Regions from separate parts of the Homo sapiens genome. Here region 1 is linked to region 2. A link is a loop called in an ENCODE intact Hi-C map of the cell type or tissue named here. Cell type or tissue: natural killer cell. All regions are shown on one strand. Each heading gives the region's core, and the rest is flanking DNA. Links, peaks and the distances in the headings are about the cores only.

Region 1 (8,278 bases), core at 3,279-8,278, 72 kb after region 2:
CCTGTCCGTGAGCATGGGATGTGTTTCTATTTGTTTGTGTCATCTATGATTTCGTTCAGCAGTGTTTGGTAGTTTTCCCTGTAGAGATCTTTCACCTCTTTGATTAGGTATATTCCTAAGTATTTTATAATATTATTTTTTGCAGCTGTTATAAAAGGGGTTGAGGTTTTGATTTGATTCTCAGCTTGGTTGCTGTTGGTGTATAGCAGTGCTACTGATTTTTGTACATTGATTTTGTATCCTGAAACTTTACTGAATTCCTTTATCAGATCTAGGAGCTTTTTGGATGAGTCTTTAGAGTTTTCTAGGTATGTGATCATATCATGGGCAAACAGCGACAGTTTGACTTCTTCATTACTAATTTGGATGGCCTTTGTTTCTTTCTCTTGTCTGACTGCTCTGGCTAGAACTTCCAGTAATATGCTGAATAGAAGTGTGAAAGTGGGCATCCTTGTCTTGTTCCAGTTCTCAGAGAAAATGCTTTCAACTTTCCCCTTTTCAGTATAATGTTAGCTGTGGGGTTGTCATAGACGGCTTTGATTACCTTATGGTATGTCCCTTCTATGCTGATTTTGCTAAGGGTTTTAATCATAAATGGAAACTGGATTTTGTCAAATACTTTTTCTGAATCTATTGAGATGATTATATGATTTTTGTTTTTACTTCTGTTTATGTGGTATATCACATTTATTGACTTACATATGTTAAATCAGCCCTGCCTCCCTGGTATGAAATCCACTTGATTATGGTGCATTACCTTTTTGATATCCTGTTGAATTCGGTTACCTAGTGTTTTGTTGAGGATTTTTGCATCCACATTCATGAGGGATATTGATCAGTAGTTTTCTTTTTTCATTACGTCATTTCCTGGTTTTGGTATGAAGCTAGGGTAATACTAGCTTCATAGAATGATTTAGGGAGGATTCCTTCTTTCTCTATCTTTTGGAATAGTGTCAGTAGGATTGGTGCCAATTCTTCTTTGAATGCCTGATAGAATTCAAGCTGTCAATCCATCTGGTCCTAGACTTTTTTTTTTTGTTGGCAATTTTTAAAATTACCATTTTAATCTTGCTGCTTGTTATTGGTCTGTTCAGAGTTTCTATTTCTTCCTGGTTTAATCTAGGAGGGTGGTACATTTCTAGGAATTTATCCATCTCCTCTAGGTTTTCTAGTTTGTGCACATAAGTTTGCTTATAGTAGCCTTGAATAATCTTTTGCATTTCTGTGGCATCATTTATAGTATCTCCCATTTCATTTCTAATTGAGCTTACTTGGAACTTCTCTCTTCTTTTCTTGGTTAATCTTGCTAATGGTCTATCGATTTTGCTTATCTTTTCAAAGAACCAACTTTTTGTTTCATTTAGCTTTTGTATTTTTTTTTTGTTTGTTTCAGTTTTATTTAGTTCTGCTCTGATCTTTGTATTTCTTTCCTTCTGCTTGGTTCAGGTTTGATTTGTTCTTGTTTCTCTGGTTCCTTGAGGTGTGGCCTTAGGTGTCTATTTGTGCTGTTTCAGACTTTTTGATGTAGGGGTTTAATGCTATGAACTTTCCTCTTAGCACCGCTTTTGCTGTATCCCAGAGGTTTTGATCAGTTGTGTTACTATTGTCATTCAGTTCAAAGAATTGCTAAATTTCCCTCTTGATTTTATAGTTAACCCAAGGATCATTTGGGAGCAGATTATTTAATTTCCATGTATTTGTGTAGTTTTGGCAGTTCCTTTTAACTTTTAATTTCCAATTTTATTCCACTGTGGTCTGACGGAGTACTTGATACAATTTTGATTTTCTTAAATTTATTGAAACTTATTTTGTGGCCTATCATATAGTCTATCTTGGAGAATGTTCCATGAGCTGATGAAAAGAATGTATATTCTGCAGTTTTTGGGTAGAATGTTCTGTAAATATCTGTAAGGTCCATTTGTTCTAGGGTACAGTTTAAGTCTAATGTTTCTTTGTTGACTTTCTATCTTGATGACCTGTTTAGTACTGTCAGAAGAGTACTGACTTCCCCTACGACTATTGTGTTGCCATCAATCTCATTTCTCAGGTCTAGTAGTAATTGTCTTATAAATTTGGGAGCTCCAGTGTTAGGTGCATATATATCTAGGATTGTGATATTTTCCTGTTGGACTAATACTTTTATCATTACATAATGTTTCTCTTTGTCTTTTTTAACTGTTGTTGGTTTTAAGTCTGTTTTGACTGATATAAGAATAGCTACTATTGCTTGCTTTTGGTTTCCATTTGCATGGAATGTCTTCCCTCCCCCTCACTTTACCTTAAGTTTATGTGAGTTTGGTGGATTTTTATCTATCTGTCATTCTATTTCTTTTAAGTGAAGCATTTAGGCCATTTACATTCAATGTTAGTATTGAGATGTGAGGTACTGTTCTATTCATCATGCTAGTTGTTGCCTGAATACCTTTTTTTTCATTGTGTTATTGTTTTATAGGTCCTGTGAGATTTTCACTTTAAGTAGGTTCTATTTTGGTATATTTTGAGGTTTTATTTCACAATTTAGGACTTCTTTTTAGCAGTTCTTGTAGTGCTGGCTTGGTAGTGGTGAATTCTCTCAGCATTTGTTTACCTGAAAAATACTTTATCTTCCTTTATTAATGAAGCTTAGTTGGATTGGATCCAACGCTCTAGGGTGATAATTATTTTAAGGAGGCAAAAGATAGGACCCCAACATCTTCTGACTTGCAGGGTTTCTGCTGAGAATTCTGCTGTTAATCTGATAGGTTTTCATTATAGATTACCTATAAAGGAGAAGCTGAGGTTTTCGCCTCACAGCTCTTAAGAGTCTTTCCTTCATCTTGACTTTAGGTAACTTGATGACTAGGTGCCTAGATGATGATCTTTTTGTGATGAATTTTCCAGGTGTTCTTTGAGCTTCTTGTATTTGGATTTCTAGATCACTAGCAAGACTGGAGAAATTTTCCTCAATTATTCCCTCAGATACGTTTTCAGATAAGTTTTAGATTCCCTTTCTTCCTCAGGCACACCAATTATTCTTCCAGAGACACAGGTGCCTTCAAGCTCACCCAATGTGTGCAGTGTGTACATAGTACAAGGTCCTTGCTCATTCACTTGGCACTCCAACCTGGGGGGCGTTTCGTGTCAACACATAAAGTTGCATAGCATTCCAGCGGGACTTAATCAGTCCCTTACATTGCAGTGAATGTGCCTGTAATCTGTATCTTCTGCCACATGTGTAAATATTTGTAAGATAAATTCATAAAAGTGGAATTGCTGGAATAAAAAATGCATACACTTCAAATTCCGATAGCTATTGCCAAACAGTCCTCCATGGAGTGGGACCCAATTTCCCCTCCCATCAGCAATAGGCAGGCATGACTTTTCCTCCACAGCTTCACCAACTCAGTGCTGGAACCAGATCTGAAGTCAGGTGTCTGACTCCCAGATTCTGGCTATTCCCATGAAGTGAAGCTGCAGGTTGGGTCTCAGAAGTAGCCATCTATAGGGGCAGCCTAGTGAGCCTGCTCCCTACAACCCATGACCAACCAAAAAATGTTTACTGAACATCTACAAGCTGAAATGTGCTGGGGTGTGCTGGGTTGCTCTGTGGCACCATTCATTCATCTCCAGCCCTCTTGGTCCTCTGGCAGACTCCAACTCATTTCTCTAGCCCCAGGGTAAACATCGATGCAAAGTGTTTCTGACTCCAGCTAACTTCCATTGTGTATCTCTTGAACCCTATACAGACTTCTATCCCACTAGAACGTGATCCTCTAGACCAGGGTGTCTCACACTGTCGTGTGCAAACAAATCCCTTGGGGATCTGATAAAAATGCAGACTCCCACCCAGTAAACCTGTGGTGGGGCCTGAGAGTCTGCATTTCTGGTAAGCTCTCAGGTTTTGCCATCACTTTGAACAGCAGGGTCCAGCACTGATTCTCAAACTCTAGCATAAATAAGAAGCACCTGGAGGACTTGTTAAAACACAGATTCCTGGGTCTAACCTTCAATGGGGCCTGAGAACCTTCATTTCCACCAAGCTCCCAGGTGACACAGATGCTGCTGGTTCACATACCTCACCTTGCATAACACTACTTCCAGGCCCTACCTAACTCAACTTTTAGGACTCTTAACTACTCCATGCTTGACAGAGAGAACACATGCTTAATAGCTGTGTGATGGATGAGGTGTAAGGGAACAAATACCAGCATGAGCACTCAGACTGGATGTAATAAGTGACAGGAACACACATGTGACTGTCTGGAGCTTAGGTTTGGAGTACAAGGATCATTATCAGCTCTTCATTCCTGCCTGACCCCCTGCCAGCCTCAAACCACAATGAGCCACTGCCCCATTCTTGCGAGCACTTAGATTACAGACCTACCAGGTTCTAGTTGGCAGCTCTTGGCACCAGCCTCTTCAGGTACAATGGCCATGCTCTCAGGCTCTCTGCCAGCAGGAACCACCCCAGAAACTTGTGTGTTTGGGGACAGGAAGGGACATTGGGAGGGGATAATGTGCTCTTGGTTCATTCACAGGCTCTCAAATCCTGCCCCCCAGTGTCTGCTTTCTGCTAAGCACTTCACTGTGCCAGAAGACCTGAGGGAAGGGGCTTCCCTACATCATCCACACTGCCCTGCAGCATCCATTACCCTCTGCTTGCCCAGGGAGGAAAGGTGGAGGCACTATCTACTGGTCTCCCCAGAGGATCTGGCTCACAAGTGGCTGTTTTATCACAGAACATCAGGGCTCCTTATTTCTATAAATTGGCAAAAAGAAAAGGCAGCCCTTTTCTCTGTTAGATGTCCTCATACCTCAGTGTGACCCCAGCAGCCACATCCCTGAGCAGAGGTGGTCTGAACATGTCAGAGCAGAAAGATGGGAGGAACCTGAGTCCCAGATGAAGCTGCTAAATTAAATAACTCGGATAGGAATAATGCAATAGAGCAGGAAAAACTGACAAGATGAGAGAAAATCAATAGAGCAATGTCCTTGAGTGAGTGAGAGAGGTTGGGATCCTGCACAAGCGGAAGGGATGGGTTTAGACAGGAACATGGAGAATCCAGCCATGTAACAGGTGGGAGGCAGAGAACTGTCCAGGAAAAAAGTGACCGGTAGCAGGGGAGGTGAGAGGTGGGGGCTTGTAGAAAGTTTCTTCTGATGGCTTTCATTTTCTCAGCGAAATAGGAAACAAGATCATCAGCTAAGAATGAGGATAACAGGTGGTGTTGGAGGTTTAAGGAAAAGGCAAAAGGTGTGAAATAATGTCTAAAAGAGGGGAATGCAGTTGATGGGCATTAAGGATGCTTTGGATACAGCTATCATCATTTAGAGCCACCCTAGTCACTGTGGTTGTGTGATTTTCTCTGGCCATATTTAACTTCACAGATGCAAGTGGGGGAGCTGGATCTAACTAGGACCAAAATTTTGCCAAGTGGGCATGACAGGATCAGAAAAGAGCAAAGGAATTGAGGGTGTGTTTAAGGGAGAGACTGTAATGATGGCTCATGGATTTTTAAGATGATGGGAAGTGAGGGCATGAGGAGGCTGAAGGTCAGTGGAAAATTAAAATATCAGTGGACTGGAGGTCCCACTGGGGTTAAAGAACTGTTGGAGTTGAGGTGCTAGAGGCAGTGAGTAGTAAATGTAGGAGGTGGTGGTCAGAGGCTGGATGCTGGCAGCAGGAAGTATGAAGAGCTACAGATATTAGTGATAGTAAGATTCAGGAGCTATGATCATGGGCATATGTGACCAAGGTATGGGGAAGACAAGACCATTAGAGGGATGAAGTTCAAGAAACTACTTGGCTATGGAACTAGAGGAAATTTGTGCATTGTGGTAGAAGATAATTTACGGACTCAAACTCCTCCAAGCCGAGTACACACAGCCTTTTACAATGTGACTTTGTAGCTCTTCCAAAAAAGGTAGTTTCTATTTCCTGACTCCTTGAATGTGGCTTGGCTTTGTGACTTACTTGCAAAAGCAGCATCATGTGACTTCTGAGGTTATGCCTTAAAATGCTTTACAGCTTCTATTTTGTACTCTCGTAACTGGCCTGAGACAGAGATGAGATGTCATGTCTATCTAGCTGATTGGAAGATGAGCAGCCACATAAAGGTGAATTGACAGTTGACAGCTGGCCCCAACCCTAGATGTGGGAGTGAGAGCACCTTGGACGATTCATCTAACTCACAGAATCACGAGAAAAAATGTCACTGTGATTTCAAGCCCCTGAGTTCTGAGGTTGTATTTTAGGCTGTAAAGACGAATAGAAACATGTGAATAGTGAAATCATTAAGAATTATTACAAGAGACTGTTAAAGAGTAATTTCAAACCAGAGCTAATATCTAGATTTGTGAGAAAACAATGATTTCTTTTCTTTTTCTTTTTTGAGCTATTTTGAGTCCATTGCTTTGTTATTTGCTGTCAAAAGTACCCAATGTATACAATGAGGTTTCAACACAGGTCTCCCCCTACCCCCCTAAGAAGTTTAAAAACCTCAGAGGTGCTACGTCAGTCTTTCATTGATGACTTCCTGTCATGGAGGATGGGAAGGCTTCAGGGAGGAGGCAGCCTCTTGGATGATCCATGGTGAGGGATCTCACACTGATGTGCCCAATGCCCTCTTTCACTTTGGGACACGATGAAGCACAGTGGGATAGATGAGCAGGACAGAGAGTAGGGAGAGAGGGGGCAAAGAAGTCTTGGCCCCTTTCTCCTTGGTTTGTCAAGTTGGAGTTTGTAGAATGGGAGGTGAGAGAGCACCTTGGAGAGGCCAGAGGCCAGGCAGGCAAAAAGAGGCAGAGATGCAGGAGGAAAAATGACCACCTGGATAGAAGAAGTATGCAGTGAGGAGGGGAGGTGGAAAGAGAGGCTGGGGAAAGAAATTAGACAAGACAAGAGGAGTGTGGTAGGGGGGCCAAGAGGGGGGAAATGAGGTGATGTCGAGGGACCTGGGGTGCTACTGCCTAAGACCCTCTTACATCTCCCAAAACCACTTTTGCCCATCTGTGAGACAGTAACCAATCTGACTTTGGTGTTCTGGAAATAGCCTGGGATCAGAAGCAACCTCTTTCGTCATGCAGACAGTGTGCCCCAAGATTAGGCAACAGGGACATCTCACATCTCTGTGATCACGGCACCACCAAATTAACCTATTCATGTAGCCACCGAACCTAAAAGGTTTGCATCAGTGACCACCAGGGTCCATGCAGTTGAGGTGCCTGGGCCCTGCCCCGTCTTGGTTAAATCAGAACATAAGGTTTCTGGAATGTTGAGGTTGTATCACGAAAGGAGAACCAGAAACAGGGCCAAGTCAAAATTGGATGCCATGGATGATGTGTGCAGGTCATGAAAGGCAAATAAATAGGTGAGAAGGAAGAGGAGGAACGAGCAGGCCAAGTCATGGGGCTGACACAGGAGGGGGTATCAAATTAAGGAATCAGAGACCTAGACAAACTCAAGGTTAGAATCTTCAGGTGTGCACCTTATTGATATTTCTCTGTTTCCACCACATCGAGAGGCTATAGTCACTGCCTACATGCTTATTCCCAGGTGCTTGCTGGTGGAGAAGAATCTTCTGGGTATGAGGTTCAGTGACAAAAGCAATGGAAGACAACGTGTATTGTATTCACTCACCAGTGTAAAAAAAAGTGTGTGTGTGCGTGTGTTCTATGTTCAAAGTGACATGAGAATCTGATACTGTTGTTCCTTTTGGGAAGAGAAATGGGGAAAATAAGGCGCCAGGGGTAGGCAAACTTAGCTCTTCACCTTATATTTTGTGTACTTACAAATATAAACAAATTACATCTCAGAGAATTCCTGTAGACCAGTGGTTCTCGAAACTTATTAGAAATGCAAATCTAGGTCAGGCATGGTGGGATCACAGGTCACACCTGTAATCCCAGCACTTTGGGAGGCTGGGGCAAGAGGGTCACTAGAGCCCATGAGTTTGAGACCAACCTAGGCAACATGATAACACACCCATTTCTACAAAAAATATATATATATATATATACATATTTTTTCAAATTAGCCAGGTGTGGTGCCATGCACCTGTGGTTCCAGCTACTTAGGAGACTGAAGTGGGAGGATCACTTGAGCCCAGAAGGTTGAGGCTGCAGTGAGCCATGATCATGCTACTGCACCCCAGCCTGGGCGACAGAGCAAGACCTTGTCTAAAAAAAAAAAAAAAAAAAAGTAAATTCTCAGGCCCCATTCCAGACCTACTGAACTTAATCTCTGGAGATAAGTCCAGAAATCTGTTTTAACAAGCCCTCTGTAGATTCTGATGGATAT
Region 2 (8,539 bases), core at 2,001-7,000:
ATACTTGTACAAGGACACAAATAAAATATTCCCCTAGATTTCACCACCCATATTATATATACTCTTTCAGGATCTCTTTCTCTCTCTCCTTCTGCCTCCCTCCATCTCTGTCTCTCTCTCTTTTTCTGTTTGCAATTTCTTTGGTTGTGTAAGAAAATGATAGCACCAGGTGGCATTCTCAGTTTCCAATTAGGGAGAACTTTTTGGGTCCACTTATAGAAGTATTCTCACTTGGTCACAAAAACTTTGGACCAGCAGAGCCTAGAGATGTGAAGGCAGGGTGGAACATGTGTGGTGGATCAGCAGGTGAAGGCATGGGATGCGCCAGCCCCTCTGCTCTCCACACCCATCTCTGCCTCATGGCTCCCCAACTCATGCACTCTGGCTCTGGTTGAGAGCCTAGGTCAGCTCAACCTTCACCATCTTGTCTCAACTGGTAACTTTGCTAAATGTTTATATAATTTTTTGAAAGTCCATTGACTTTTCAGGCACAGTAAGAAAATTAAAAGCATCTCACCAATGCATCTTTAGTTTTCTTATAAGACTTCCTGTAATACCCATAGTTCTTGAATTAGCCACACAGATGTTGCTCTCTTTTTTTCTGTTTTAACTTCTTATGAGTCACAAGAGGTAAAATAGCATATACATTTTTGAAAAGTACCCAATATGAAAATATATAGGGATTCAGTGCCATTCAAAAATAAGGCTGAGGTAATATGAGGTAGGAAAAATATATAGTTAAAACAATCTAATTTTGGTTTAAGCATTGACCTTAGCCATTGGAAGGCCAAAAAGCCAGATGCCTATATCAATTTCATTTTTTAGATTCTTGAACTTCTATATGATCAATGGGCATGTGATTGTGTAGGACACTATCTTATCAATGTATGTAACACGAGCACAGGTTTTTGTTTGTTTGTTTGTTTATTTGTTTTTGAGACAAGATCTCACTCCTGTTGCCCAGGCTGGAGAGCAGTGGCATGATCATGGCTCACTGCAGCCTCAACTTCCCAGGCTCAGCTGATCCTCTCACCTCAGCCTCCCAAGTAGCTGGGACTACAGGCACATGCTGCCATGCCTGGCTAATTGGTTGTAATTTTAGAAGAGACGGGGTTTGCCATGTTGTCCAGGCTGGTCTCGAACTCCTGGACTCAAGCAATCCCCTGGCCTCGGCCTCCCAAAATGCTGGGATTATAGATGTGAGCCACCATGCCCTGCCTACAAGCACAGTTTTACTGCAAATAACGTAATGGTTAGTTCCAAATACAAGTAAGCATTTAGATGTGACTTACAGTGAAAAGTCTCCTTACATGCTTTATATGTTGATATTCTGTCAACCAATTGAAATGTAAATGTACATTGAAAATTACAAGAGTAAAATGCTGCGAAAACTAATGGCAATATAAGCTGTCAATTTTTGTGTACAAAAAATGAGATTTTCAAGTGATAAAATAAGTAGAAAAATAGATTGGCAGTTAAAACAAATATTAAGAGAAAGTGTGTGTTATTAGGTGCTACAGAGAGCACATTGTGCCAGGCAGGGACCAAGAGATGTTTATAAATATATAAATAACAATAACAAATAGAATAGAGAAAAATAATTGATTATAGAGATTAAATTACACCATAATTTTAATCTTTGTTGTTTGACAGCAATCTCAGCTCACTGCAAGCTCCGCCTCCCGGGTTGACGTCATTCTCCTGCCTCAGCCTCCCAAGTAGCTGGGACTACAGGCACCTGCCACCATGCCCGGCTAGTTGGTTTTTGTTGTTGTTGTTGTTGTTTTGTATTTTTAGTAGAGATGGGGTTTCACCATGTTAGCCAGGATGGTCTTGACCTCCTGACCTCGTAATCTGCCCGCCTCGGCCTCCCAAAGTTCTGGGATTACAGGCGTGGCGTGAGCCACTGTGTCCTGCCAAATTAAAATAACCTTTAACAATTGTGACTAATTTTTAGTTTATTTAATTCAACTTCAGCTAGGAATCTTTTCAGAAAATTTTCTATTTGAGAATTCTTCCTATCATATGCTGATGAGCCAAAAGCAGAATGTCAAGATTTCACCTCAAATTTTTCCAAAAAGACTCCAGAAGAACATATAGAAATATCCACAATAAACAATCTTTGATCCAGACGTGCAAAGAAACATAAGTTATGAAGAAAAAAAGGAAGTGTTCAGAAAAAGGAGAGCTTCAGAACATATTTTATCTCATGAATCAAACTTTGAAACATGCTACTTCATATGAATATTTTACAAAGACATAAGCCTTGCTTTCGAAACTATTGAAAATACAAAGGCTAAAATGTAAACAAAAACCTTGTCACAGTGATTGCTAGAGGTTGCCACCCATCCTCAGAAGTTGAAGGATTTTGTTATCCTAGCACTTTGGGAGGCTGAGGCAGGCCCATCTCTTGAGCCCAGGAGTTTGAGACCAGCCTGGAAAATATGGCAAAACCCCTTCTCTACAAAAAATACAAAGATTAGCTGGGTGTGGTGGCATGCACCTATAGTCCCAGCCAGTTGGGAGGCTGGGGTGGAAGGATCGCTTGAGTCCAGAAGGTCGAGGCTGCAGTGAGACATGATTACAGCACTGCACTCCAGCCTGGGTGACAAAGTGAGAAGACCCTGTCTCAACAAAATAAAAAAAGAAAAGAAGTTGAAGGATTTTGAGATTCATCCAGACTATGATTTCTAGCTAGAGATCCTAGAAAACATTTGCCTGCTGTGCATTCTGCTGTGCACAGAAGGATTACAGACAATAATACTAAGTGTGCTGATATGGTGTCTGATGCCCCTTATATTTAGACGTTCAAAGACAACCAGATAGATATAAAACCAAATGATGCAAGTGCCCTTTTACCTTTTTGCTTACAACCAGCAATTCTGCTGCATTATGCAGTGTTGTAGTTACTTTCTGAAAACACAACTGAAAGGTGTGAACAAAACATTGCACGCTCATGATTCCTAAATCACTCATAGCCTCACCGTGTGCTTCCTGTTGTCTCTGACAACTACAGAATATATATTTTTATATTTTTTAGTATATATATATACACACACATATATATTTTTTCTTGAGACAGAGTCTTGCTTTTTCACCCAGGCTGGAGTGCAGTGGCACAATCTCAGCTCACTGCAACCTCCGCCTCCCGGGTTCAAGCGATTCTCCTGCCTCAGCCTCCCAAGTAGCTGCGACTGCAGGTGCGCACCACCATGCCTGGCTAATTTTTGTATTTTTAGTACAGATGGGGTTTCACCATGTTGGCCAGGCTCATCTCGAACGCCTGACCTCAGATGATCCATCTGCCCCGGCCTCCCAAAGTGCTGGGATTACAGGCGTGAGCCACCACGCCCGACCTATATATATATTTTTTAAGTTCAACAGCATAGTGGAATAACGCTGAATTCTACCATGCTTTGGCTTTACTTGGTTGTGAAGAGGTGTCCGGGTCTTATACAAAAACAACACAGTGAATGAAGGAAGAAATATTTATTGAATGGAAAATCAGCAAAGGAAAAAATTGTATAATTGTCAATGACAATGGGAAGCACATAGTGAAGCTATGAGTGATTTAGAAATCATGAGCATGCAGTGTTTTGTTCACACATTTCAGTTGTGTTTTCAGAAAGTAACTACAACATAGCATCATGTAGCAGAATTGCTGGTTGTAAGCAAAAAGGTAAAAGGGCACTTGCAGCATTTGGTTTTTAGCCAAAGGTAAACTATATGAGATACACAAAATAGTGGACCTGGCTTGATGCACATTCATCCAAAATGTTCCAGTGGCATAGGAAGCATGATGCTTTGGAACAGCCATTTGATCAAAAGAAAGTGTAATCATAAACTTTACAGAAAACAGTACTGGCATCATAGAACTTGCTAACAACCAAGAGTTGCTTGTGGAAAAATAGCTCATTTACGGGAACCAGCTGAAGAAGTCATCTTGAGAGTGCAAATATTTCCGACCCGATACTGCCGTCAAGATCCTCCTCCTCCAGAGGTGTGTGTGCAGTGGAAGCCAAGATGCAGATGGAATCTGAGATTTTTTTTTAAAAAGTATCTAATGCCAATCACATTGCTCCATGGCACATTATTAGATTCAAGGCTTCAGAACAAACTCTTCTCAAGTACTTCTATGGAATCCCATGTGCATGGAAAAATACTAGAAATTTAAAAATAAAAGTCAAGACAATAATCATAAGCCTTTGTCTTAGTTTGGGTTCCCCAGAAGGTGGAGGCTGAGATTGAGACAGTAGAGGTGAGGGACAGGGGAGTAAAGCAGGAAAGGAGAGAGGGCCAGAATGAGGATGCACATGCACCCAACCAGGGGAGCTGCTTGCTAGGCCTCTCAGGACTGCCTGACGAGCTGTGAGATGCTTCTTAGGATTATGAACCTAGGGGAAAAAAGAGATCCCTTTCCCCATCAGATCCGGTCACCCGTTGGTCAAAGCTTTGCCCCACTAGGCATGAGGTCCCCTGCATTTGCAGCTTGCACATGTGTGGGTGCTGAGTGTCAGTGGAGGAGCCCTGAGATAGGGATGAGAGGCATGGCCCAGGCCCAGGCCAGGCACATCCGGCTACAGCTGTGCAAGGCTGGCTGGAGCCCACAGCACAAGAGCCCAAGAGGATTGGAAGTGTTGCCTAAGAGGTGTCCAAATAGAGAGCTTCTGAACATACTCAGAAGACTTCTTTAAGTAGTGCACAAACAATGAAATTGTATTATCATTCATGATGGTATCTTTAATTCCAGGAGTTGAAGAGGAGAGATGCTTTTACCTTAGCTGATTGCCCAGAGAGATAAAGAAAGGAAAGCTGAAAATCTTGGTGACATCATCATGAGCACTCCCTCATACTGGCACAGTAAACACCAAACCCTGCCCTCCTACCGACCTCACTTGGAGGCCTCTGACTTGTATCTTACACTTGCCGCATAGTGACCACAGGAACGTGGAATGCTGACAGTGCTGAGAAGTGGTGGTTTCCTCACCTAGATATCAAACTTTAAAAATCAGAGCAGTCAATTTTAACAATACAGTTGCAATTATAATTACATTTTAAAATACAATTTCAGATTGTTCTTAAATCCCAACAATTTTTTCTATGATGGTGACAGTTTTGGCCTTAGCGTGGCCAGGTACTGATTTTTAGCTAACATTGGACCATTCAACATTTCCCAAAATGTGTAGTTGGTTGGCCTCTAGTTTAGTATTGCTCTAATAATCTGATAATATTCTAGCATCTATAATGGGAAGTGTTTTCTCTGTGTTTGGTTACTAAGGAGTGAATGGCCAAGTTTGTGTTTATGTCTTTCAATTGTCAGTGTCTGGTACACAGTAAGGAATTGTGTTTATAGTTTAATCATACTCTTCTATTCTTATTTTATTATATTTTTGCTCTTACTTCTTCACCTAATAACATCAAGTTTTTAAAAGTTATCAAGTTACAGGCCAGTTGAGGTGGCTCATGCCTTGTAGTCCTGCACTTTGGGAGGCCAAAGCAGGTGGATTACATGAGTCCTAGAGTTTGAGACCAGCCTGGGCAACATGGCAAAACCCTGTCTCTATAAAAAAATACAAAAATTAGCCAGACATGGTGGTGTGCGCCTGTAGTCCCAGCTACTTGGGAGTCTGAAGCAGGAGAATTGCTTGAGCCTGGGAGGTTGAGGCTGCAGTGAGCCATGATCATGACACTGCACTCCAGCCTGAGTGACAGAGCGAGACCCCGTCCAAAAAGAAAAAGTTATCAAGATGTAATAGTGCATAGTTAAGAAATTAGAAATAGCATTTCCTGCCCCATCCCCTCCCCACCCCTGCCCACTCCTATGAGGCAACCACTTTCAACTCTGTTGGCTGTTTCTCTGGTGCTGCCCTAAGTGTTAAGTAACATGCTTATATTGATTGCTACTTCATAATGTATCAATTTTAGACAGAATTTATTGATTTCCTGTTCTTGTAGGTGAGGATTTAGCTTACACTTCCTTCCCCTCCCAACATCCTCTCAATATGGTTTTTTGACAGTTTCTGGTTAAATGACTAGTCAGTGTTCATGTTATTATGACCACATAAGTATTATTCACTGTTGAGCTAATGTTTTATATTCTTGGAGTTAATAGTAGTTTCTTTTGATTTTTTCCATCTGCTTACTTTGTAAAAATACTTATCACCAATTTCCAAAATGCTCAAATTTGATCTGTCATGGGCCCAACAATAATTTTTTAAAATATTCGAAACCTACAAATTTCATGTCCTTTCTCAATACCAGTCTGGACAGGCTTCTGTGGAGGTCCTGGAGATTCCTTTGCCACTGTCCTGTGTTGAACTCATTTCTAAGATCCTAGGATCTCCTCTTTCTTGGTTACCTCTTCATTTTGCTAAAGCATATATTTTGTCTCTTCTTGAGAATGGGTAAATGGAAGGTAAATTGCAAAATCCTTCTGTGTCTAAAAATATCTATATTCAAGCCTCAGTGGATCTCATACGTTGGCTCTGTAGAGATTTCTGGGCTGAACATAATATTTTCTCAAAACTGTGATGCTGTTGCCCCACAGTCTTGTATCAGCCAATGTTGTCATTGAGAATCTGATGTCAAGTCCATTTCTATTCCTTTCTGTTACCTGTTTTTCCCCCTCTTAAAAGCTCTCAATATATTTATCCCTGTTGTTCTGAAAGTTCATAATGATGTGCTCGGAAGAGGGTCTGTGTCCATTTATCCTGGTGGGTACTTGGTACCCCCTTCATCTCACAGACCTGTGTACTTCCATTCTGGGAGTTTTTCCTGAATCACAACAGCAACAACAACAACTACTATTACTGCTACTACTGCTATTACTGCTGCTGCTACTACTACTACTGGGTATTCTACTTTGCGATGACACCCGTTTTTGCTATTCTTGAACTCCTTGAGTCAAATTTTGGATACAAGCCTGGACAGGAGCATGGCAGCAGCCCCTTGGAGGGCGAAGAAATGCTACATCCCTTTCAGCAAAAAAATAAGTCCTGGGTTGTTACTGGACTCCAGGGGACTCTGAGAGTTTGACTATGAGACACCAGCTTACCATGACACTCAGGTTGTTTATTATGAACTGACTGCCACCTGACCTACTTTGCCACAGAGAGACCCAATAACACTGCATCATAAAGGGGAAGTGGGATTATATAGGATGTAATCCACACAGGTTCGAAAGGCAGCATGGGCAGGTTATTCATGCCTATCCCATCCCTAGTCCCAACAACTGCCATCCTCTCCCTTCACCTGGACCTGTGGCCTCCCAGGAAGTTGGCTGCGATGATCTGTCTGAGGATGAAAACACTCATGCCTGTCTTATGGATAGAGGACTCTGCACTTTGCTTGCACCAACCTGAGGTAGATTGTGTTAGATTCAGCCCCTCTCAGGGGTAGCCCTAAAGGACAAGTGGAGAAGACACCTCCCAGGTGGCAGAAATCAAGGTGTTTATCATAGTGTCCTCTTTGCTTCGAAGGAGAGATCACCAAGGGTCAGAATCTACACATATTTCTAGAAAGTGTTTATTATATATGGTTAGATGTAAGGGAAGACAGAAGGAATTAAATGGAAAATTGTTATCAAGATTTGGAGGAGTATGTCAATGGATTTATTTGAATGAGACCCAAACCTAAAAATGTTCATATCTCATGTGAATTCTCACCAAAATGCCCCCCAGGATGGAAGAAACTTGGAAAATAGCACATGCTGGGTCACCCTTCCTATGGCAGCCAGATGATTTCTCAGAGGCTCATGAACAGCGTAAACAGTGGCACAGGGAAGGAGACCAGGCATGGACTCCACACACTGAGGCTATCTGCTTTCACTGGACCTCACCTCTTGCCTGAAGTTGGAGACTCTGATATTTTCTCCGGCTTTATCTTTCACTCTCTGTCAGCCGTGTGTTTTATCAAGACATTGAAGGTTTTTGTTATTCCCGTTTCCCAGGTCCTCTCAGCACAATATTAACCATGTGGACCAAAGTGATGTCCTGTCAGGTGATGCAGTCACAAGGTCCCTGCAGATTACAGTGAGGCAAATCACCTGAAAGTAGCATCACTCCCAGGCAGGATGGCAGCGTGTACTCTGCTCCTGACAGCTGGAGACAAACTGCTTCTTTGGGTGCCTCTCTGTACCAAAAGGGAGAAAACTGTATTTTCCTGATCTGAAGTTAGCAAACTCCAGTGTGTAGGTGCCTGTGTTTGAAAACTAGTTTTACTGGAACACAGCTGTGCCCATGCACTGACATGTTGTCTGTGGCTGCTTTCTTGCTACAACTTCAGAGTTGAGTAGTTGTGACAGAGACCAGCTGGCTTGAAAGCCTAAAATACTTACTATCTGGCCCTTTAGGAAAAAGCTTGCCAGCCCCTACTCTAGACTGGCATCTACATGCCAAATACCATGACTGTAATGATTTGCCTCAGCAAGGGGACCAAACTTAGAAGACAACACACACAGTGAAAGTCACCATCTGATTTAGTCGTAACATTCCATGGCTATTCCCCAAGACCCATCAATTTATTTTATTTTATTATTTTT

What was found. A loop is a pair of places that touch in the nucleus more often than their neighbours do. Peaks named below come from ENCODE experiments on the same cell type or tissue, not always from the same donor. Only the 100,000 strongest peaks of a DNase experiment are listed, where the experiment ranks them.
Region 1: a loop joins it to region 2, with 2.0 times the contacts of the local background. A loop is called at or near these places in 2 of 110 quality-filtered maps.

Annotation. Positions count from the first base shown.
Region 1 is chr3:46,211,099-46,219,376 of GRCh38, reverse strand. It overlaps a transcript of CCR3 not described here. Among named protein-coding and RNA genes, the nearest start is that of CCR1, 6.9 kb to the right of the region's middle. In natural killer cell, for the core only: no CTCF peak of the experiment used is centred there; DNase peaks (open chromatin) are centred at 4,536 and 5,976; H3K27ac peaks cover 801 bases.
Region 2 is chr3:46,281,522-46,290,060 of GRCh38, reverse strand. No RefSeq gene overlaps it. Among named protein-coding and RNA genes, the nearest start is that of CCR3, 43 kb to the right of the region's middle. In natural killer cell, for the core only: no CTCF peak of the experiment used is centred there; DNase peaks (open chromatin) are centred at 2,930, 4,910 and 5,910; H3K27ac peaks cover 2,999 bases.